5 separate regions of the Homo sapiens genome follow, and regions 2, 3, 4 and 5 are each linked to region 1. The links are chromatin contacts, found by Hi-C or POLR2A ChIA-PET in ENCODE. All regions are on one chromosome and are shown on one strand. The core of a region is the stretch at or near the end of the contact, and the rest is flanking DNA. Distances in the headings are between cores, read along the strand shown.

Region 1 (4,196 bases), core at 813-3,312:
TATTTGAGATACAGTCTCATTCTGTCTCCAGGCTGGAGAGCAGTGGCGCGATCTTGGCTCACTGCAACCTTCACCTCCCAGGTTCAAGTGATTCTCCTGCCTCAGCCTCCCGAGTAGCTGGGACTACAGGTGCGCACCACCACACCTGGCTAATTTTTTGTATTTTAGTAGAGACAGGATTTCACCAGGTTGGCCAGGCTGGTCCCGAACTCCCGACCTCAAGTGATCCACCCACCTCAGCCTCCCAAAGTGCTAGGATTATAGGCATGAGCCACCACGCCTGGTGAGCCATTTACATATTAACCCATACTGTCCTCTCAACAATCTTATCAGGTAGGAACTATCATCATCCCCATTTTACTGTAAGAAATCTAAGGCCCCACTTGGGAGGCTGAGGCAGAAGAATCGCTTGAACCTGGGAGGCAGAGGTTGCAGTGAGCTGAGATTGAGCCACTGCACTCCAGTCTGGGTGACAGATGACAGAGCAAGACACCGTCTCAGGAAAAAAAAAAAGAAAGAAAAGAAAAGAAATCTGAGACCCAAAGAGATTAAGTAATCTTCCCGAGGTGACATGGGGAGTTACTCACTGAGGCAATATCTAAACCTGGCAGTGTGGCTCTAGAGCACAAGCTCCTAACCTCTGGGCCACTGTTGCCTCTTTACCACCGTTCGTTCGGTCCACAGTCTTCTCCTGGTTAAACATCCCGTTCCTCCTCTGTAAAGCTCTGCTCAGAGAGGGTCCCCCTAACCACACAAGTACTGTGCCACAGTGTCCTGAGGTATGGTGTACCTGCATCAACACCAACAGCGAATACTGACTAAACCCAGTGTTAAACTACAGGCCAGGGACTATTATTATCCCAACTCCGTAGGTGAAGAAACTAAGCCTCAGAAAGGTTACCCAAAAATCACAATTAGAAAGTGACAGAGCTTGGACTTGAACCCATATCTAGGCCTAATACTAATACTGGTTCCTATGCTTGGAACCCCATGGAGGGCCATCTCATTACACCAAATATTTCTTAAAAGCTTATTAATATCTACTATTGCGTTTAACTTTCCAAGTTGGAATTGCCATCTTCATTTTACACATGAGCAGGTGGTGCAGGTGAATGGCCAAGTAAAGATATTAACGTGGCTTTCTGAGAGGGACCCAGTGCCAGGAGTGTATTTTTCCCTCTATACAGTTATAACTCCTTCTCAACTCCCTAAGGTAAAAATACCACCACCGACTGATCACTTATTAGGAGCCAGAACACTGCCAGATGTGTTACTTACATTTTCTCTAATTTCCAAAACAACCCCAAGGGAATGTTGTCCGTTTTACAGACGAAAGAGCTGAGGTTTAGAGAAAGTAAATAACTATGTCATTAAGTCTAGAAAGTGGCAGAACTATTGGGACACCCTAGCTTCAGCTTTTATTTTTTCTGCTCCATACAGCTACGTCTCCCACACTTTTTCTGCGCTGAGAATGGGAGAGGGGAAAACATCAGGATCGAACAGGATCAAAGTGCAATTCCAAGGGAATCACAGCTTGGCTCCAATCAACGCAAGTCCCGCTCGGTAGGCTGGGATAGTTCCCCAAGCATCTCTAAAAGCAACAACAGTTGGAAATGGAGACGAAGGAAATGGAAGCGTGTTCTTGATTTTCACTAATGAAGAGTTGGAGAGGTCTGAAGTTCAATTAGAGGGAGAAAGGGGCCAGGGTCATCGGAAAGGGCCCTGGGCGGGGAATCAGGGCACCTAGGATGGCGTCCCAGGTCTCCATGACCCAGACAAGTCACTCCACCTCTCCGGACCTCAGTTTTCCCATCCCCTTCAAAGGATTTGAGGGGAAAAGGGAGGGTCCAGGACTCCAACGCCCTCCCGACTCTGGCCTGAGAGCTGTCCGGCCTCGCCTCTAAGAGAGCAGTCACCACGGGCCAAGCCCCCAACCCTGACAGTCAGAGTGCCTGCAGGGCCGCCGCCTCGGCGGCTCGGGGCACTTACAGCCCGGAGGGACGCCAAGCCCACCAGTCGCCGCGGAAGCGCCTTCCTCATTGCTGCCATCTTGGCCCAGAATCCCCCGCGGCAGTCCAGCTGGGCCCCGCGTGACCGATGGCTCGTCTGGTGGGCGCGGCCCCGCCCCCGCCCCTCCGCCGTGACTTCCGAAGCTGGCTCCACCCCCAGCCTCTCTCCGTTTTGATTCCGAGCGCCTCTTCCATGCCAGGCCAAGTGAGACGCTAGGAATATAAAGATGAACAGAATCAGCCTGGACACCATGTAATCCTAGCACTTTGGGAGACCGAGGCGGGTAGATCACCTGAGGTCAGGAATTCGAGACCAGCCTGGCTAACATGGCGAAACCCCCGTCTCTCCAAAAAATCCAAAAAAAAAAAAAAAAAAAAAAAAAAAAAAAAAAAGCCGGGCGTGGTGGTGGGCGCCTGTAATCCCAGCTACTTGGGAAGCTGAGGCAGGAGAATTGTTTGAACCCGGGAGGCGAGGTTGCAGCGAGCGGAGATCGTGCCACTGCACTCCAGCCTGGGCGACACAGTGAGAGCCTGTCCAAAACAAAAAACCCAAAACCAAACAAACAAAAACATGAAAAGAAATTAACCAAATTCTGTGGCTTCTTGTGTTTAGAGTGTGGGAGGTGTGAGGAGACACATATTAATAGTTACACAAACAGTTGTGTCATTTCTAACTTGCACTATAAGAAGCAACGATTTGCTACTCACTGTTCCGAGTTCTTAGCACGGATTAACTCACGCATCACGATCTTCAGGATTCAAACACAGGCAGGCAGCTCCAGAGAGGGGGCATCCTTAGATTTCATACCTTAAAAAAATGATTAAGATTTATCTAGGTGTACTTTCTGAAGGGCTGAAAAAAAAAAAAATCTATCCAGGTGAAGAGGATACAAGAAAAACTTTCCAGACGGTGTAGCATTCGCAATGGCCCTGAGGCAAAGAAAATGCTGAGAACACTGTTTTTCTCTCTTTTGTTTTGTTGGTTTGTTTTGTTTGTTTGAGATGGAGTCTCACTCTGTCACCCAGGTTGGAGTGCAGTGGCGCGATTTCGGCTCACTGCAACCTCCGCCTCCCGAGTTCAAGAGAGTCTCGTGCCTCAGTCTCCCGAGTAGCTGGGATTACAGGTGTGCACCACCACGCCTGGCTAATTTTAGTGTTTTTAGTAGAAACGAGGTTTCACCGTGTTGGCCAGGCTGGTCTCAAATTCCTGACCTCAGGTGATCCGCCCGCCTTGGCCTCCCAAAATGCTGGGATTACAGGCGAGAGCCACCGCCCCCGGCCAGAGCACTGTTTTCAAACTGTATGTTGTACCCCACTAATTGGTCACAGTATCAATTTAGTGGGTACAAACTTTATTTAAAACAAAGAACTAGAATTTTATCTATCTATCATCTATCTATCTATCTATCTATCTATCTATCTATCTATCCATCTATATTTATTTATTAAGACGAAGTCTCACTGTGTTGCCCAGGCTGGAGTGCGGTGGCGTGATCTCGGCTCACTGCAACCTCTGACCCCGGGGTTCAAGCGATTCTCCTGCCTCAGCCTCCGGAGTAGCTGGGATTACAAGTGCCCATCACCGTGCCCAGATAATGTTTGTATTTTTAGTAGAGATGGAGGATTTCACCATGTTGGCCTGGGCTGAAGCAATCCACCCTCCTCGGCCTCCCAAAGTGCTGGGATTACAGGCGTGAGCCACTGTGCCAGGCCCCAAATATAAAATATTGCTCTATAAAATAATAAAAGAGTGATCTAAAAAAATAAAAATAATAATAAAAGAGAAAAGGCTGGGTGCAGTGGCTTACACCAGTAATTCCAGCACTTTGGGAGGTCGAGGTGGGAGGATCACTTGAGGTCAGAACTTGAAGACCACTCTGGCCAATAAAGTGAGACCCCAAGTCTATTCAATAAATAAGAAAAATAGCCAGGTGTGGTGGCTCATGCCTGTAATCCCAACACTTTGGGAGGCCGAGGTGGGCGGATCACTTGAGGTCAGGAGTTCGAGACCAGCCTGACCAACATGGTGAAACCCCGTCTCTACTAAAAATACAAAAATTAGCTGGGCATGGTGGTGCGTGCCTGTAATCCCAGCTACTCAGGAGGCTGAGACAGGAGAATCACTTGAACCTGGGAGGCGGAGGTTGCAGTGAGCCGAGATCACGCCACTGCACTTCAGCCTGAGTG
Region 2 (4,196 bases), core at 1,392-3,891, 710 kb after region 1:
TTCATTTCCTTTTTCCTTCTCTTTACTTTCTCTACCTCTCTTCCTTTTAAAATCATATAAGAAACCGATGTGATGCTGGTTCAGACAGTTGTCCACCCAAGACAGAGTTATGTCTCTTGTAGGGGAATAAAAGAGGCATTTTGAGGAAGAAGTGATTCAGTGCTGTTTTTAGACGTTAGAGCTGTGTCTTAGATATCCAAGTTCCTATAATCAAGGGAGTGCCTATGCTGCCTGGATCCTTACAAGTATCTCCCAAACTGAAACCATTATGATGTCAGAGTCACTTGGCTGGGTGCGGTGGCTCACACCTGTAATCCCAGCACTTTGGGAGGCCAAAACAGGCAGATCACCTGGGGTCAGGAGATCGAGACCAGCCTGGCCAACATGATAAAACCCCGTCTCTACTAAAAATACAAAAACAAATTAGCCGGGCGTGATAGCGGGCGCCTGTAGTCCCAGCTACTCGGGAGGCTGAGGCAGGAGAATGGCGTGAACCCGGGAGGCGGAGCTTGCAGTGAGCCGAGGTCGCACCACTGCACTCCAGCCTGGGCGACAGAGCAAGACTCCATCTCAAAAAAAAGAAAAAAAAAAACCATCTCGACTGAAAATACAAAAATTAGCTGGGCGTGGTGGCACACACCTGTAGTCCCAACTACTCGGGAGGCTAAGGCAGGAGAATCGCTTGAACCTGGGAGGCAGAAGTTGGAGTGAGCCGAGATCGTGCCACTGCACTCCAGCCTGCCGACAGAGCGAGACTCCATCTCAAATAAATAAATTAATTAATTAAACAGATTAACTCATATTATTCATAAAACAATAATTAGCATTTGCATTTTAACTCCCAAGACTTCAGTACTGAAACAACATTTTATACAAGCCTTAAAGTATCAAATCTTTAACACCAAAACAAGATAAAATACTCTAACATAGTATTTAAAGATTTAAAGAACAAGAATCACCCATTAAAATAGGAGTAGAACAAAAAGTTGCAAGGGACAAAAGAGTTCTTTTTGCTGGAAGTGATGCTTTTGTCATGGTTATTTTGTTTGCCTCTGCAGGAGAGAAATATGAACTTCACGCGGGAACAGAGTCGACACCCAGCGTGGTGGTTCATGTCTGTGAAAGTGAAACTGAAGAGGAAGAAGAGACAAAAAACCCCAAACAGAAAATTGCCCAGACGAGGCGCCCCGACCCTCCGACCGCAGCGTTGAATGAGCCCCAGACCTTTGATTGCGCGCTGTGAGGCCCTTGGTTGTGGTGCGAGGCGGCTGCCCTGGTGGGCTCTGGCCATGGCGCTCTGTGCCTGCGGCCGATGCGTTGCTGCGAACAGCATAGGTGAGACTCTGCCGAGTGAGGTATAGGTCTTCTCACCACGCCTGTACTGCAGACACGGTCGTGTAGAGTAGCAGCTGATTTGACCTGTCCCAGATTTTAAGTGATATTCCAAAAGGGACTTTACATTAAAGGAGAAGCCCCCAAGATGTGGCCACCCTTAACCATTTTTAAATAGTAACAAATTAGGAAAACAGCTCCCCTCCCCTCCAGCCATGTAAGTCCTCCTGATTCTGTATCACATGAGACACCAAAAACTGGAAATGTAGTCACACCCAGTACAGTACCATTTTTATGAATTTAAAAATAGTCTTATAATTTTAATTGTTTGTGGGTATTTTTCTACTGGTATAAATAGCTTCTAATTAATAAATCGATCAAAGGTTGTTACTCAGTATACATGAAATTTTTTGCAGGAAAAGAAACCAGAAATACAGAATAATTCATAGAAATCATGGTTCTCAAGTATTTGTTCAATTAGCTTTGGGGAAGAAATGCCAAATCCACTTTGAGGATGAGTCTTACGACACAGATCCACCCACATGTTGCTCTTATCTGGAATTTGGGACAAAGCAATGCACAGGCCCTCATTCCTGATGTGGCGCCCTCCAGACATGGCTGCCCAGGAAGGACGGCCACTTTAGAAGTGGGACGTATCACCAGTAAGCTTGAATGATTAGGATCGCAGGTGGCTACTGCATTCTGCCGTTCGTGACCGTGTTCTAGCCTGTAGACCACCCAGCTACCTTCATTCACCAGTTTTTATCCTTCACCTTTTCCAGTATCTTGTTAACCACTAGTTCTTGAGTTTTTTGGCTATGATGTGTACGTTTATGTATGTCATTCATGGACTTTCAACTAGAAAAGGTAATGATAAGGTTTTCTGAAGACCATTTGTAAATTGTCCATTTAACCATTTTTCAGCTTGCTTTGAAACAAAAGTCACACCTACTATTTTTCTATGAATTAGGGAATGAGGGGGAGATCATTCAGTTTTACTTTTCTTTTTGTTGAAATTTTGTACCCGGATTGCAGTTGGCACTTTTCCTAAAACAGAATTGTTTCCCACTTAGGTGTCAGAATGTACCTTTGAACTTCCCTAAGAAGCAGCAGGATCTTTTTAACTCTCTCTGGTCTGTTTAGACTTTGAAGTCCCTTCTGTAGAAAAGTCTCATAACTGAGAAGGCTCTGTTTTGGGCCGGGTGGGTCTGCTGGCCTCCACTCACTGTGCTGTTTCCTTTGAGTGGCACACTTGGGAAGCTCCGGGGCATGTGAAGGAGCTGCAAACATGAGAACTAATGAACCAAGGCGGCTGCCACCAGGAAGGAACAGAACGCAGGCATTCAACCATGACGTCTGCACAGTGTTAGTAACATGTCATTGTGGTTTCGTTCTCACTGTGGTAAAATTTATTTCTGAGCACTTAAACTGTGTTGCATACCCCTAATTTTTTTTTTTTCTGTATCTTCCTTGCCCTCAAATACCCTGAGGTGATAAACTGTTCCAGTTGTAGCCAACTACCACTGCTAGGCCTCAATGTAAATTCAGTTGAAATTTGCAATTCTATCAGCAATTTAATGTATTGAATTCAGATCATCATTTGTCATTTTAACCGACAACCACCCAATAAATTTACTCTGCAGTTCTGAACTCAGCATTGTGCCCATTTTTTACTGCAAGATGGACCCTGTATGCCAGGAGACATGTATTATCAACAATTGGGAATTTTTTGAATTTCCTTTTAGGTAATATTGATTCACTGTAATTTTCTAAGTGATCAAAACCCATGAGATTTTGTTATTTGGCTTGGCTTTCATTCTCTGCCTGCCCATTAAAGAATATTCTATTCCTAACACATAAAACATTTTACAGTCAAGCAGTGCAAATTACAGTGCTTTTCTATTTTTTTTTTGAGAGCCTTGAATAAATTGAAGAAAACTTTAAACCAAAATTAGAGACGAGTCATTTAAGCTTTTCTGAATGGAAAGTATTAATATTTTCATTTTTCTAGTATAATATAATAAAATGAATTTTTTTAAAAAAGCTACTAAGTACCCATCAACTTTTTCATATTGTGAAATGAACCAGGATCTTAACAGATACTATCATCGCTGTCCTTTTTTGGCTGTTTAATATCTAGTTCATGTAACAAATTTACAAGAGATAAGTCTCATGGTTTTTTTTTTCTTTTAATAGGCTTTTCTGCAATTTTTTTGAAATTGAGTTATTACTTGGATTTAACCCTGATAGGACCAGGTGTGGTGGCTCACACCATAATCCCAGCACTTTGGGAGGCCAAGGTGGGTGGATCCACCTGAGGTCAGGAGTTCAAGACCAGCCTGACCAACATGGTGAAATCCTGTCTCTACTTAAAAAATACAAAATTAGCCTGGCATGGTGGCACATGCCTGTAATCCCAGCTACTTGGGAGGCTGAGGCAGGAGAATTTCCTGAACCGGGAGACGGAGGTTGCGGTGAGCCGAGATCACGCCATCGCACTCCAGCCTCGGCAACAAGAGCGAAACTCCGTCTCAAAAAAAAAAGATTTAACCCTGATTGATAGTATAGTAGCCATGTTTTCTTTAGAAATCATAACCTCTTCATGGGAATCAAACTATGTTGAAAATTGTGAGGAAAGATAATGGTGCTTTGTGTTGGGAAAAAAACATTTGTGAAGGATTAGAAAACCGTAACACTTAACAAGGATAGTCACAGAACCGACGCTGCATTGGCTCTTAGGTTCTAGATTTTTGTAGCACACTCACCTGATGAAACCAAAGACAAATCCATGTAAAAAGTGTTCCAGTGAGCATCTCTGAGGTTTAAGGTACTAAGAGGCAGAAGTGGATAGCAACAGTTCCATT
Region 3 (4,196 bases), core at 682-3,181, 680 kb after region 1:
AGCCCCTGAATCCGGCCATGCCTGAAGCCCCAAACTTTTCTATTATGTGAGTCAATGCATTCCATTTGCTGCTTAACCCAGTCTGATTGATGTATTCCATGAAAAAAAGAGAATCTTGAATAATACTGGAAAATGCGAACCCCGTTCCCTGAACCATCATGTAGGATTGCTCACTTCTTCCTCTGCTTTGTCAGCACTTTGCAAATGTCTCAGTGCACAAATACAACTGTATCACAATCACTGTCTCCCCCATCTGTGAGCTCCTCAGGTGGCAGATCTCTATGGACCTTACCCTTGCAAGCCCAACACCCACACAGGGCCTAATACCTCAGGGAAACTAAATTAAGCTAATCTGGTTGTTTGACTTAGGATCTCTCAGGGCCATTTTTTTTGTGTGAACGTGCATCAGACATCTCCAGGCAGGGCTATGGAATGCAGCTGTTTCCAATCTCATTTGATGTGAAAACTCAATTTTTTGGCCAGGTGCAATGGCTCACGCCTATAATCCCAGCACTCTGGGAAGCCAAGGCAGGAGGATTGCTTGAGTTCAGGAGTTTGAGACCAGCCTGGGCAACATTGTGAAACCTTGTCTCTACAAAAAGTAGAAAAATTAGCCAGGCATGGTGGCATGTGCCTGTAGTCCCAACTACTCAGGAGGCTGAGATGGGAGGATCACTTGAGCCTGGATGGTTGAGGCTATGATTGTGCCACTGCACTCCAACCTAGGCAACAGAGCAGACCCATCTCAAAACAAACAAAAAAACACCAAAAAAAAAAAAAAAAACAACCCTCAATTTTTGCAAAAGTTGCTGTGTTAGAGGAATTTAGAGAAAAAATAATTACTATAGTCCTTAGAGTGACCTTGACAAAAGAAGCAGCTTGCCATCAATATTAGTTAAACGAATGAAAGTGAAGAACTTAGTTTAAGACAAGATGGGGAGCAGGAGCAGCACGGTTGGAGGCAGCAGGAACCACAGAAGCAGCAAGCAGGAAGTAGGAGGGGCGATCTGCTGGACATACCTCGGTGACTATGCTGGGCTCAACTGCTGGGGAGCCCTTGGGGTCATAATCCAACCCTGATTTCTTAGTTTACATCTAACAGGGATTAGATGTGCTGTACACATTTTAGTCCATCTTCCTGCCCCATGATGCAGGCGCTGAGTGCCTTTGATGTTAAGCTTCACTGTGCCTCACTTTGCCTCTGAAAGGTCTTGAGTGGGTAATGAGAGCTGATTTTCTTCTAACTGCACATTCCTTTTTTTTTTTTTTTTTGAGACGGAGTCTTGCTATGCTGTCCAGGCTGGTCTCAGACTCCTGGCCTCAACCGATCCTCCCACCTCTGCCTCCTGAGTTAGCTGGGACTACGGGTGCGCACCACTGCGTGACTGCGCGTCCTTGTAGGTGGGAGATGAGCCCAGTTATTTTCCCTGCTGTGTGACCCTGCTTCCTTCTCTGCCGGCTAAGGGAAGAGACACCAGCTGCCTTCCAAGTTGGGCTCAGGAGCTTTGTCATCATAGTTGTTATTGGTGGTAATAATACCTGCCAATGTAAGCCTCGGTCCTATCACTGAAACTCGCTCAACAGCTTAGACCCCGGCTCTTCCCTTTGCGTAATAGTTGTAATCATGTCCCATGGTCTCCTAAGGCGTCGGAGACAAGCAAGACTGCGTGGAAGGGTTTTTACACGAAAAAGAAAGCATTAAACATGTGGATTGTATGACAACGGTAGATAGGGCATAGGGTGAAGAGGAGTAAGAGGAGGAGGGAGAGCGGGAGGAGGGAGAAGAGCACGAGTGGGGAGGAGAGGAGGGGAGGGGATGGGAGGGGAGGGGAAGGAGTGGGTAAGGGGAAGAGGGTTGTACCCGCCAGGGCGGGACCCAGCCTGTGCCGTCCCACACCTTGTGCTAGCTCCAGCTCAGCTACCTGCGGCCGCCTCTCCTCGGGCAATGAGGCGCCGGGAAGCCCACAGCATCTGATAATATCCGGGCCGCCGGTTGCCGGGAGGTGAACCGAGGTAAACTCGCCGCGCGCGGGGCGCAGTGTACATAGTAACCAGCCCTGAGTAAACGTTCGTCATATTCCTATGAGCTGCTCCGGGGACTGTCCTACGGGGCTAGCAGGAAAAGGAGATCGGCTCTCTCCGCTCCCGGTGGAAAACGAGAAGGTCGCCAGAGGTCCTGTTTTCGGGGTGATCTAAAGCCCCCGCCCCAGCGCTACAGCCCAAGCCCCCCACAGGCTGGGGACCAGGAACCCGGAGGAGCGGGAGGAGGGCGCGCGCGGCGAGACACCCCCACCCCGGCCCCCGCGCGCCCCCGCCCCGGTCCCCGCCCGGGTCCCCGCCTTGTCCTGGGCTCTGGCGCCTGCGCCGCCGTGCGCGCGCCCTGCCAGAACAGGAGGGGACGAGGCGGGCGCGCGGCGCCGGCAGCCTAGCTCAGCCGGGACACCGCCCTAGTCCCAGCCCAGGGGGCCGCTCTCGCCGGCGTCGAGGGCGTGGCGGCGAGGCTGCTGCTGCAGGCGGCTCCCGGCTCTGCCTTCGGCCCCGCCCGCCGCCCACCAGGCTCCCAGAGGCCCCGCAGCTCGCGCCGTCCGGCTCCCCGCAGCCCCGTCGGGCAGCCCGGGCCCGTCCGCTGCCCTCCCGGCTCCCGTCCTGCGGCGGCGGGGCGTGCAGGTGAGGCCCCACGGCGCCCGGCCTCTCCAGCAGGTTTGCACCCAGCGCGGGGCGGGGCGGGGCGGGGCGGGTGGGGGGGGTGGTGCATGAAAAGTTAAAAAAAAAAAAAAAAAAAAAAAAGCCGCCCCGAGAAGTCCGGGAGGGGTGGGCACTCCGAGCCGCGGGACCGGGAGATGCTACCGCGCGCGACCTCGCCTCCCGCGACCTCGCCTCCCGCCGCACCCTTCTCGCGCGCGGGGTCTAGTCTGGCAGCCTCGAGGGTGGTGTCCCGGAAAACAAAACAAAAATGTTTTGTCTTCTCCACCAACGATTTTCTCCCACCAAGTGTGTTTGACCTTTTGAAAAGCCGACAGGCCCAGCCTGCCTGTGAAGGCAGGAGCGGTGTAGGGGCGCCTGGAAGGTGGAAGCCCCCTGTCTTTCTCCCTTGCCCCGCTTCCCCCACGGTGCGTGGATCACCATCGCATTAGTGACTCCCTAACTTCTTGAAACTTGTCTGTCTGCTTCTGTCCGCCGCCTGGACAGGTAGGGCAGGAGTGATCTGTTCCAGGTTGATTCTTCTAGCTTCCGTGCAAAATCTGATCATCTCCTTTAGAGATTAGGATTCTAGTGTAGGAAGCAATCCAGATCCGTGTTTCAGATACAAACAAGGATTATTTAAAGTGATGTTTTCCTGTAGTGCTGAAAGCCAAAAATATTCGCTTCCACTTGTTGGAAGCCACCAAGTACACCACATTTATTTGAACTTTTCATAGAAGTCTCTGATGTACTATTTGGCAAAAGAAGCAATTGATTTATCTGTAGCTGTGATTACATACGATGTAAAGTAATTTGTTTTAAGACTATTTCATTGGCTTTGGTTCAATATCTTAAACTCTGTAAACACATAATTCAGGAGCCAGATATGCATCACACAAATGTGTTCTTTTTGGTGGGGATTTAAATTGATCTAGAAATGGGCTTTCCATCCAGGAAGACTGTGAAAAGCTTGAAAACTGAGTCTCTTCTTTAGCCAGGTCATCAGCTTTACATTTTACTGCATTGGCAAGCCTTGCCTTTTCTTTTCTCTTCTCTTCTCTTTTCTTCTTTTTGAGACAAGGCCTCGCTCTGTCATCCAGCTGAAGTGCAGTGGTGCAAACACAGCTCACTGCAGCCTCAACTTCCCAGGATCAAGCGATCCTCCCACCTCTCAGCGTCCTGAGTAGCTGGGACTACAGATGCCGGCTAATTTTTTGTAGAGATTGGGTGTCACTATGTTGCCCAGGCTGTTCTTGAACTCCTGGGCTCAAGCCATCCGCCCACCTCTGCCTCCCAAAGTGCTGAGATTACAGGCATGAGCCACCGCACCCAGCCAAACCTTTTCTCTCTTAGCCTGAAAACAGATTTCAGTGCTTTTCTAGGAAACAAGATTTTTCCTGCTGTTGAAATATAACGTTTGTAAAGGTTTCAAACATGTGAACATTAGGTAACAGACAAGAGCAGATTTTATATGGTGTTAGAGTTGTTGGTTGAAGGACTTAAAGCATGAAAAA
Region 4 (4,196 bases), core at 680-3,179, 660 kb before region 1:
GCTCACTATTTCCAGCTTTTCAAACTTTAGTTACTATGTTTAGAAAAGTGATTTAATTTTAGAAACCTGGAAAATTCTTCTAGGAGTAAATTCTTCTAGGAGTAAATTGAGCAAAACCTTAATCTGCCCCCAGGGGAATTCTGAGCAAAACAATTATTTCTGACAAAAGAAGAATTTTCTATGGGGGTAATTCAATTTAACCACATGAATACTACCAAAGTTGCAAACAAGGTGACAGAAGGCAATCTGGAACACACCTTCCAGATTCCCCAAAAAGAAATGTCCTCCTAAAATCCAAACCCCTCCCTCCCTAATTTGAGGTAGTCAAATCTTATTAGGTGATCTGAATTCTCCCGGCTCTGACACCAGTCCAGCTCCTTAGGCCAGAACTGCAGCCGTCTGTAAAAGAAATACCCTGAGCAAACCCCACCCCTCAAAACATCCCCAAAAGGCAGGGAGGTCCAGAGAGTATTTTCTCCTCCAACGACAGATAAGGCACCAAGGGCTCAGCAGCGCAATCCTTCTCCCAAGGTCATTCAAGTCAGTGAAGGTGCGACGGTGGAGCTGCAGGCAGTCTGGCCTTCTGGAAATCACACTACAGGGGTTTTGGGGGTGCCTACTCTCTTCCCCTCTCCCACCCGCAAGGGTGAGCACTGGCCTCGGCATTCCCGAAACAAGCCACAACAAGCTCTGCAGTGTTAGGAAAGGGGTTGACGCGATGAAGAAACAGATGCTCCAAAGCAAGATGGTCTTTCTCGGCTCACAGAGGCTCCTCCAAGGTTATGCACAGAAACCGCAGCCACCTCCAAGAGCTCTAAACCGGGCTCCGAAGCCCCAGCGCGGCCGCTGCGGGTCGCCAGGTTCCCTGCAGGCAGGCTCCGCAGCCAGAGGCCACCAGCCCCAGAAACCGCACTTCATTCCTGCGCTCCGGGAAGCCATGGCTCCTTCCCTGCCCGGGCGGCTGGGCGGGGGCCGGGGGTGCGCCGGGAGGCGGGCCCCGCGCTGCGGAAAGTTCACCGCGGCGGGCGGGGGGAGGCCCCGGCCCCGCTCGCCGGCGTCCCCCTGCAGATTCCACCATTAATTAGTCCTAAGGACTGTCTACTGGCAACTTAAACAAAGCGAATGCCTCGAATTCCTTCCCGGCCCAGCGGTCTGGCTGCGAGACCAGCAGAGCGCCCGGGACGCGGGCCGGCGCGGCCGACAGCTGCGGCGGCCGCGGGACCCCTCCCCGCCCGGCCCGCGGCCCGCGCCCCGCGCCCGCAGCTGGCCCCGCACGCCGGCCCGACGCGCTCCCAAACCGCCCTCCTCCTCCTGCTGCTGCAGCTCCCGGGCCCTTCCTGTCTGATCACTTCCTTCCTCCGGTGCCCGCCGGGCCCCGCGCAGCCCCCTCCACGGCCGCCTCGTCGCCCCCCGCCCCTGTCGGCCCGCGCCCCCTCCCCCAACCCCAAACTCTACCCCCGAAACTCTTCGCCGCCCCCTCGAAAATGTCTCCTCCGCGTCTCTGCCCCAAACATTTCTCCTCAGAGTCTCGCTCCCACCAAGAAGTCTCCTCAGAACCTTCCCTCCCCCTCCCGAGGAAAAATCTCCTCAGAGTCTCTTCCTCCAACTCCACAAACATGTGCTGGGTCTCGCCCCAAAAGGTCTCCTCCTGAGCCCTTCCTCCAAAATCCATTCCAACTCTCCCCCAACTCCACACCCCATCTCTCCTCGGCTGCGCCCGCGGTTTCTTCTGCCCCGTGGCCGCGGGTGCCCCGACCTCACCCGGGACCGGCCTCCCAACCCCGCCGCCCTCCCCTCCCCGCGCCGCGCTCCCGCCGCCGCCGCCTCACGGACCCTCACCTCTGCGGCCCCGAACCGCGCTCCCGCCAGCGAAGGGTTCCGCCGCTCAGCTGCCAGCGACCGGCGCCTCCTCTGGCTCCGCGGGACTGACAATGAGGGGCGGGGCCAAATTGTGACGTCAGCGTTCTGGAAGGCGGGGTCTTTGTGATGGGCGGGGTTGTCTGTAGGCCCCGCCCCCTCCGTCCTTTTTTTCCCTTCCCAGGACTTAGACTCCACCAAGTTTTTATTGCCTCCGTAGCTGGGTCCTGTGCTAGGCGCCCTGGGAAATCGAAATGGAAGACAAGACTTCTCGATTTCAGGAGGGACACTTTCGGCCCGCGTGGTGGCTCAAGTCTGTAATCCCAGAACTTTGGGAGGCTGAGGCGGACGGATCGCTTAAACTCAGAAGTTCGAGACCAGCCTGGGCAACATGGCGAAACCCCATCTCTATAAAAAATACAAAAATTAGCCGGGAGTGGTGGCGCCCGCCGGTAAGCTAAAGTAGGAGGATCGCTTGAGCCGAGGGAGGTCGAGGCTGCAGTGAGCCGTGATCGTGCCACTGCACTCCGGCGTGGGTGACAGAGTGAGACCCTGTCTCAAAAGAAAAAGAAAAAAGCGGGACACTCTCAGTAGGGTTGTGAGGATTAAATGAGATAATCAATGGAAAGGTGCTTAGCCTAGAACCTGATATGGAATAATCACTCAACAAATCCTATTTCTATTACTCTGCAAATGCAGAGAAGGAACTCAGCTCAGACTCGGGAGGCATGGGTTCCCGTCCCCCACTGTGCTATTAATTCTTTGTGTGATGCTAGACAAGTACTTTCCCATCTATGTTCCCGATTTTCATCTTCTTTAAAATGGGAAGGGGGAATAACCAGATGATCTCAAAATCCCCTCCCATACTTCTATGACATACTTCCTTTAAGTCTACTATCTAAAAGGCACCTAGTGCCCTGAGAAGCCAGGAGGAAGGCTTCAAAGACAGCCCAAGACCCACACCCAGCATAGTACAGGACACAGCCAGAGACTGCTCTCGCTGCGGATGCCCTCCCACACGCTGGCACGCAGCAGCATTCACAAGCCAGGACACAGATGGGCTGAGGGCTGCTTCCTCTCTGACTACAGCAGCATGGTTGGTCTCTTGAGACATCTCTTGTGTAAGCTCTTTATTGCCTATGGAATAAAGGCCAAAGCCCTGGCCTGGTATGATCACTTCCTACCTTTACACACACACACACACACACACACACACAAAGTTTATCCAAACTTCTCTTAGCACACCCACTGCTTTCCCACATTTGACCCTTTGCTGAAGCTCTTCCCCTGCTGTCTCACCTCCCAGCTTCTCCCAGCCAGAAAGCAATCCTCCCTGTTCTGAATAACCAATAACATTGTGTTTAACCCTCACGTGGGCATGAACACTACAACTTATAAAGAACTGACCTCCCATTTGTTTCTTAGCACTTCCTGGAGGTCAGAACCCACACATGTTTGTGGAGCTCAAGCTCTGATGCCAGAAAACCCTGGGATCATATGTTCTGGGGTCATAATAGCCATCTCTGAGCCTGTCTTCTCATCTATAAAATGGGGATAATAATATAGTCTTGTGGTGTTTGTTTTAAAATTACCTAAGATACTGTATGGAAAACATCAGGCACAGTGTTCCACAAACAATATGAACAATATGATTGTCATTCTTATTTTCTTTTTCTTTCTTTTTTTTTTTTTTTTTTTTTGAGACGAATTTTCTCTCTTGTCGCCCAGGCTGGAGTGCAGTGGCACGATCTCAGTTCACTGCAACCTCTGCCTTCCAGGTTCAAGAGATTCTCCTGCCTCAGCCTCCCAAGTAGCTGGGATTACCGGCACTTGCCACCACACCTGGCTAATTTTTGTATTTTTAGTAGAGACGGTGTTTCACCATGTTGGCCACGCTGGTCTCGAACTCCTGACCTCAGGTGATCCACTCACCTTGGCCTCCGTAAGTGCTAGGATTACAGACGTGAGCCACCACATCAGGCCCCTGTCATTCTTATTTTCAGTAGTATTATATTGACCAGGCGCGGTTGCTCATGCCTGCAATCCCACCACTTTGGGAGGATCACTTGAGTCCAGGGGGATGGATCACTTGAGTCCAGGAGTTTGAGACCAGCCTGGGCAACATGGCAAAACCCCGTCTTTACAAAAAATACTAAAAATTAGCCAGGCCTGGTGGTGCCCGTGCAGTCTCAGCTACTCAGGAGGCTGTGGTGGGAGGATCCCTTGAACCTGGGAGGTGGAGGCTGCAATAAGCCATGATAATGCCACCGCACTACAGCCTGGTGACAGATCGAGACCCTGTCTCAAAAAAAAAAAATATATATATATATATATAATTA
Region 5 (4,196 bases), core at 1-2,500, 570 kb after region 1:
CTAGGGTACAGTTGCGCTATCTTGGTTCAATGCAGCCTCGACCTCCTCGGTTCAGGTGATCCTCCTTCCTCAGCCTCTTGAGTAGCTGGGTCTACAGGCACACACCACTATGCCAAGCTAATTTTTGTACTTTTTTCTTTTCTTTTCTTTTCTTGTAGAGATTGGGTTTTGCTATGTTGCCTGGGCTGATCTGAAACTCCTGGCTCAAGCAATTAATTCTCCCACCTCAGCTTCCCAAAGTGCTGGGATTACAGGCATAAGCCACCGTGCCCGGCCCTCCAAAGGTAATTCTAGATGTATTCGACTCTTCTTTTCCTCTTGTGTTATTTGAAGTCATGTGATTTCCTCTCACAAGGATGGGGAAGATTTTTTTTTAATCTTTTACTTAATTGATAACACTTGGGAATTTTTGCAATTTTTTAGCTTTATGATGATTTTTAAAATATATTGTTTTCTTAAAATAGTTTTGGTCCAGTTCAATATTTTTGGCGCCATAAATCCAGACACAGTTGTTTTTCCCTGGATGTCCCATTTTTCAGGCTCGTTCTTACAGTTAGTCCAGTCGGTGCCCCTCAGTGGAGCTGGTGCCGCGGCTCCTGGGAGCACACTGCCCTCCACTGTCCACAGAAAGACACAGCAGCCAGACAGAACGTGCCTGTCCCGCAAGGCTAAAATCCAGACTAAAACGAAAGAACCCCTGAGACAACGTCATTACCTTCTTATGAGGAAATCTCTTGGCTTGACTATTGAATCCTTTTTTTTCTGATTCTGGGATTACTGAAGCTTGAGATTTAAAAGGAATGGAGGATTGTGTTGGATATGCAGCAGTAAAACCTAAACAACAAAAATGGAGTAAAATCAAAATGAATACAAAACAATGATTGACAAATGTGGAAAACACAAAGGTGTATATTAAAGTTTTATTTTAAATGGTAGAGAAGAGAAACTTGCCTTTTGACAGGAAACAGACACGAAACCGGATTAAAAAAAAAATTCCCCACTTTCTTTCCCTCTCGGCAATTTATCGGACTTCCCCCCTCCAGCTCTTAAATTAGTGAGATGTGGTCACATAAAGTACCTTAAACAGGCTGTCCCGGAGAAAAGGAAGGAGATGATAGTAAAGACATTCTTGCCAGGCAGGAAGGAGACAGCAAAACTATTCTGGGAGCAGCCTGGACGAGGCGCGGTCAGGACAGAGGAAGCGTCCTCACTGCTCCTTGGCCTAGATTCAGACACCAGCATTAGGCCGTTAAAATCCAAAGAGGTTAGGGAAATCCCAGCCTGGGGCTGGCTCTCACTTTTCAGGGCACTGTGCAAGACAGGTGTAAGTTTTCGTTTCTGTTTTGAGCAGACATGGGGTTAAAAAGCAGAAAGGGATCATCTATAGAAACTGAAGTTAAAAGTTCCTTTGTCTAGGCTGCGATGTATACATGCATGTCTGATGTATAAACTCCCCTCCTGCTGAGACTTCCACAACTGCTAGAACTTGGCAGCATCTGTCTGCATAGCAGGTTGATTATAGACTCTAACCTGTAAGTGTAATGGACTCTGACTCCAGTTTTTTGATGTTTGATGGCTGATAGCTCTTCAGCTTCACCACTCCCTCATTCCCTTCTGCCCTACCACTGGGCAAGCGGATGAGAAAGCCCAGAGCTCCCTCCTGTGGCACCAGCTGGAAGTTCAAACCACGCAGACCCCTGCCCTCAGTCCAGCCTCGCTTTCCAACCATAAGAAAACCCCCAAGCCAGGCTCCTTTCCCTGCTCTCTCAAGCCATTATTGGATCAGGTTAGGAAGGCTGTGCTGCTGTCCTCAGAAGGCCTCACTATGTGGGTGATAAGCCTTTTCCTACACTCTTCATGAGCGTGTGTGTGGCACCGTAAGTCTTGACATCCAAACCAAATTTTGGGTGGGGGGGTGCATCCTGACTCTGTAGGCTGTTCACAACAGTAAGCCAAATTATTTTAACATCAGAATCCTAACCTTCAGAGAGGAAATACGCGCAGAAATGGGGGAAAAAAAACAGTCAAGAGAAGGAAAGAAGAAAGTATGTGTTAGCCATGACAGAGGGTGGTTTGTATGGAAACTATCAGTAAGGCTCATTTCTTCATCTCTGAATTTTTTTAAAAAACAATACTCCTTTTCAGAGCAGGAAGCCTGAAGACAACAGGGACCCCTCAAGGGGTACAATCATGAACCAGCTTCACAGTTGAGGAAACTGAGGCTTAGAGGGATTAAGTTACTCATCCGAATCACCCAGCACTTAAGCGGAACAGGTAGGGTGTGAACATGATTTGCCTAATGAGTCCAGGCTCTTGAGCTCTGAGCTGTGCTTCCTCTTCCTGAGCTGGCCTCTAGTAAGTGCTCAATAAACACGATGGGGAGAGGGACACTGAAGCCTAATCTGCCTGGGTGGAGGATGAAGCAAGTAAAAGGAGCTGAATACGTGTTTAAGTAGAAAATATTTGGGGATACCAATATACAGTAAATGTATTCTTCTCCTCCCCTCCCCATTTAAGTAGATGAATGGCTATGTTTTTGGTTTGTTTGCTTTAAGAGAGCTATACAGCAAATCAAAAGGCAGAAGCAGCTGCAAGACTTCCTGGCTTTTGTTTCTAAAAGCCTAAGCCTATAGAACAGCTAAGAGAGTGTGCAGAGGAGGCAGTAAAAAGAGAGTTATTTAAAAAAGGTTAAAGGAAGGACATTCTCCTGGGGAAAGGAGAGGTTTCTGCCTGACTGGAAAGGAGATCCAAGGCTTCTGGCTATAACAGAAATGCATGTGTCAGAGCAGCCCTCTTGATGAAACAATTTAAAAAGTAGAATTTTTGAAAAACACTCTGGATGACTGAACTCCTATTTCTTACCAAAACAGGACTAGATTTGCCCTCCCAGCTGGAAAAAAAAAGTTAAAAATGGGCAAGATATATAAAGCAATCAAGATACTGGACATCAGGCAACAAAGGACAGGGATCCCTGAGAGAAGCAAAGTAAATGAGGTTGGCAATAAGATGGTCCCCAGCTTTCTGCCAGGAGAAAATCTCAAGACCACAGCACAGGAAGAAGGGATCCAGATGGAGCCCCGTGGTCTTCCTGAGTTGAGGAAATAGATCTGGGAGTCCAGAAAGACCAAGACAGCTAAGTTCACAGAGCAGAGTACCAGAGAAGAGAGAGCTACCCAGATGGAGAGCTATGGAGCTCTGCAACGGGGTCCCCTGAGTAAGTTCCTGGGTATTGACCAACACATGGCATGAGAAAACTACCCAGGGCTGGAGAAGGAACCGCCTGGCAGAATTCAAGTGAGCAATCCCTGAGGCTTCCACAGGGCCGGGAATAGCTCCTGTTTTCATGAGTCACAGCGGGAAAACCTCATAATTCATGGAACATAGAGTATGCAGGAGGGTTTCGCCTCAGAAATGGGGCAAAATTACCCCTAGACTAAATACTGCTCTGGTTCCAGCTAACAAAGCTTTAAAGCAGGACCTGAAAAGATCAAACTGTCTCCAAATAATTTAACTGCATCTCAGAACAAAGCACAAGAATATTTATGGGACTACAAAAATAGCACCTAAGAGGTAAAATTCAAAATACCTGGCATTGATAAAAAATTAATAGGAGGAAGAAGGAAAAATATACTTCAAAGTGGGGAGAAAATAAATGATCAAAACCAACTCAGAAATGATACAGATGATAGAATTAGTGGAGAAGAACATTATAACTGCTGCACTAACTGTATTTCATATGTTCAAGAAGCCAGAGAAAAGACTGAACATATTAAGTAGATATGGAAGATATAATGACAAGATCCAAATCGAACTACCAGATGTGAAAACTAAATGTCTGAGATTAAAAATACACTAGATGAGATGAATAGCAAATTAGACATTAGAGGAAAAAAAGATTAGTAAACTTGAAGACCTAGAAATAAAACTATACAAAATAAAACAGAAAAAGGACAAGAAAAAGGATTAGTGAGCTGTGTGGAAACTTTGAGGAGCCTAATATATATGTAATCAGGCTCTCAAAAAAAGAAATATGAGGAGAGAAGAAATAGAAAAAAATAGTTCAAGAAAAAATGGTTGAAATTTTTCCAAATTTGATTAAAAAAACTATTGACTCACAGATTCAAGAAAGTCACTTAACATCAAATACAAGAAACATGAAGAAAATGACACCGTAGGCCAACCATAATCAAATTGCT

The links. Hi-C counts contacts between places; a loop is a spot of excess contacts on that map. ChIA-PET counts read pairs that join two places held with the same protein, here RNA polymerase II (POLR2A). Pooled maps may share reads with other maps.
Region 2: a loop to region 1 is called in a pooled map, with 8 times the contacts of the local background. The contact joins the enhancer-like site here to the promoter of HMGCL in region 1. A Hi-C loop is called at or near these places in 1 of 37 single-sample maps with no recorded cell type and 4 of 50 pooled maps. POLR2A ChIA-PET finds 5 or more read pairs at or near these places in 2 of 52 experiments (OCI-LY7 and activated naive CD8-positive, alpha-beta T cell).
Region 3: a pooled map shows a loop between it and region 1 (2.7-fold over the local background). The contact joins the promoter of RCAN3AS here to the promoter of HMGCL in region 1. A Hi-C loop is called at or near these places in 2 of 50 pooled maps. POLR2A ChIA-PET finds 5 or more read pairs at or near these places in 3 of 52 experiments (OCI-LY7, activated T-cell and activated naive CD8-positive, alpha-beta T cell).
Region 4: a loop to region 1 is called in a pooled map, with 4 times the contacts of the local background. The contact joins the promoter of LUZP1 here to the promoter of HMGCL in region 1. A Hi-C loop is called at or near these places in 1 of 50 pooled maps. POLR2A ChIA-PET finds 5 or more read pairs at or near these places in 2 of 52 experiments (A673 and AG04450).
Region 5: a loop to region 1 is called in a pooled map, with 5 times the contacts of the local background. The contact joins the enhancer-like site here to the promoter of HMGCL in region 1. A Hi-C loop is called at or near these places in 2 of 37 single-sample maps with no recorded cell type and 4 of 50 pooled maps. POLR2A ChIA-PET finds 5 or more read pairs at or near these places in 1 of 52 experiments (activated T-cell).

The regions. Positions count from the first base shown.
Region 1 is chr1:23,823,367-23,827,562 of GRCh38, forward strand. It overlaps HMGCL (3-hydroxy-3-methylglutaryl-CoA lyase), which reads right to left and starts at 2,063. Exons shown (of 9, transcript NM_000191.3): 1 at 1,990-2,063. The coding sequence starts at 2,049. It overlaps LOC105376861 (a long non-coding RNA gene), which reads right to left. Exons shown (of 3, transcript XR_947068.2): 2 at 2,718-2,817; 3 at 2,174-2,222. RefSeq lists an enhancer at 2,064-2,932.
Region 2 is chr1:24,534,035-24,538,230 of GRCh38, forward strand. It overlaps RCAN3 (RCAN family member 3), which reads left to right. Exons shown (of 5, transcript NM_013441.4): 5 at 1,059-4,196. The coding sequence ends at 1,243. Among named protein-coding and RNA genes, the nearest start is that of NCMAP-DT, 20 kb to the right of the region's middle. RefSeq lists enhancers at 1-646, 1,263-1,322, 1,297-1,948, 1,949-2,598, 2,425-2,514. Within about 2 kb of position 2,642, at least 14 of the 41 ENCODE cell types and tissues checked have a DNase peak (open chromatin) inside an H3K27ac peak, as active enhancers do; they include OCI-LY7, where a contact is called at or near this core.
Region 3 is chr1:24,500,451-24,504,646 of GRCh38, forward strand. RCAN3AS (RCAN3 antisense RNA) reads right to left here and starts at 1,932. Exons shown (of 2, transcript NR_144360.1): 1 at 1,898-1,932. RCAN3 (RCAN family member 3) reads left to right here and starts at 2,386. Exons shown (of 5, transcript NM_013441.4): 1 at 2,386-2,700. RefSeq lists an enhancer at 1,072-1,171 and silencers at 1,775-1,947, 2,229-2,728.
Region 4 is chr1:23,166,927-23,171,122 of GRCh38, forward strand. It overlaps LUZP1 (leucine zipper protein 1), which reads right to left and starts at 1,930. Exons shown (of 4, transcript NM_001395462.2): 1 at 1,840-1,930. RefSeq lists enhancers at 636-1,167, 1,168-1,699, 2,775-2,824 and silencers at 939-1,078, 2,070-2,129.
Region 5 is chr1:24,390,846-24,395,041 of GRCh38, forward strand. It overlaps STPG1 (sperm tail PG-rich repeat containing 1), which reads right to left. Exons shown (of 9, transcript NM_001199013.2): 3 at 716-834. Among named protein-coding and RNA genes, the nearest start is that of STPG1, 21 kb to the right of the region's middle. RefSeq lists an enhancer at 1,213-1,462. Within about 2 kb of position 1,251, at least 32 of the 41 ENCODE cell types and tissues checked have a DNase peak (open chromatin) inside an H3K27ac peak, as active enhancers do.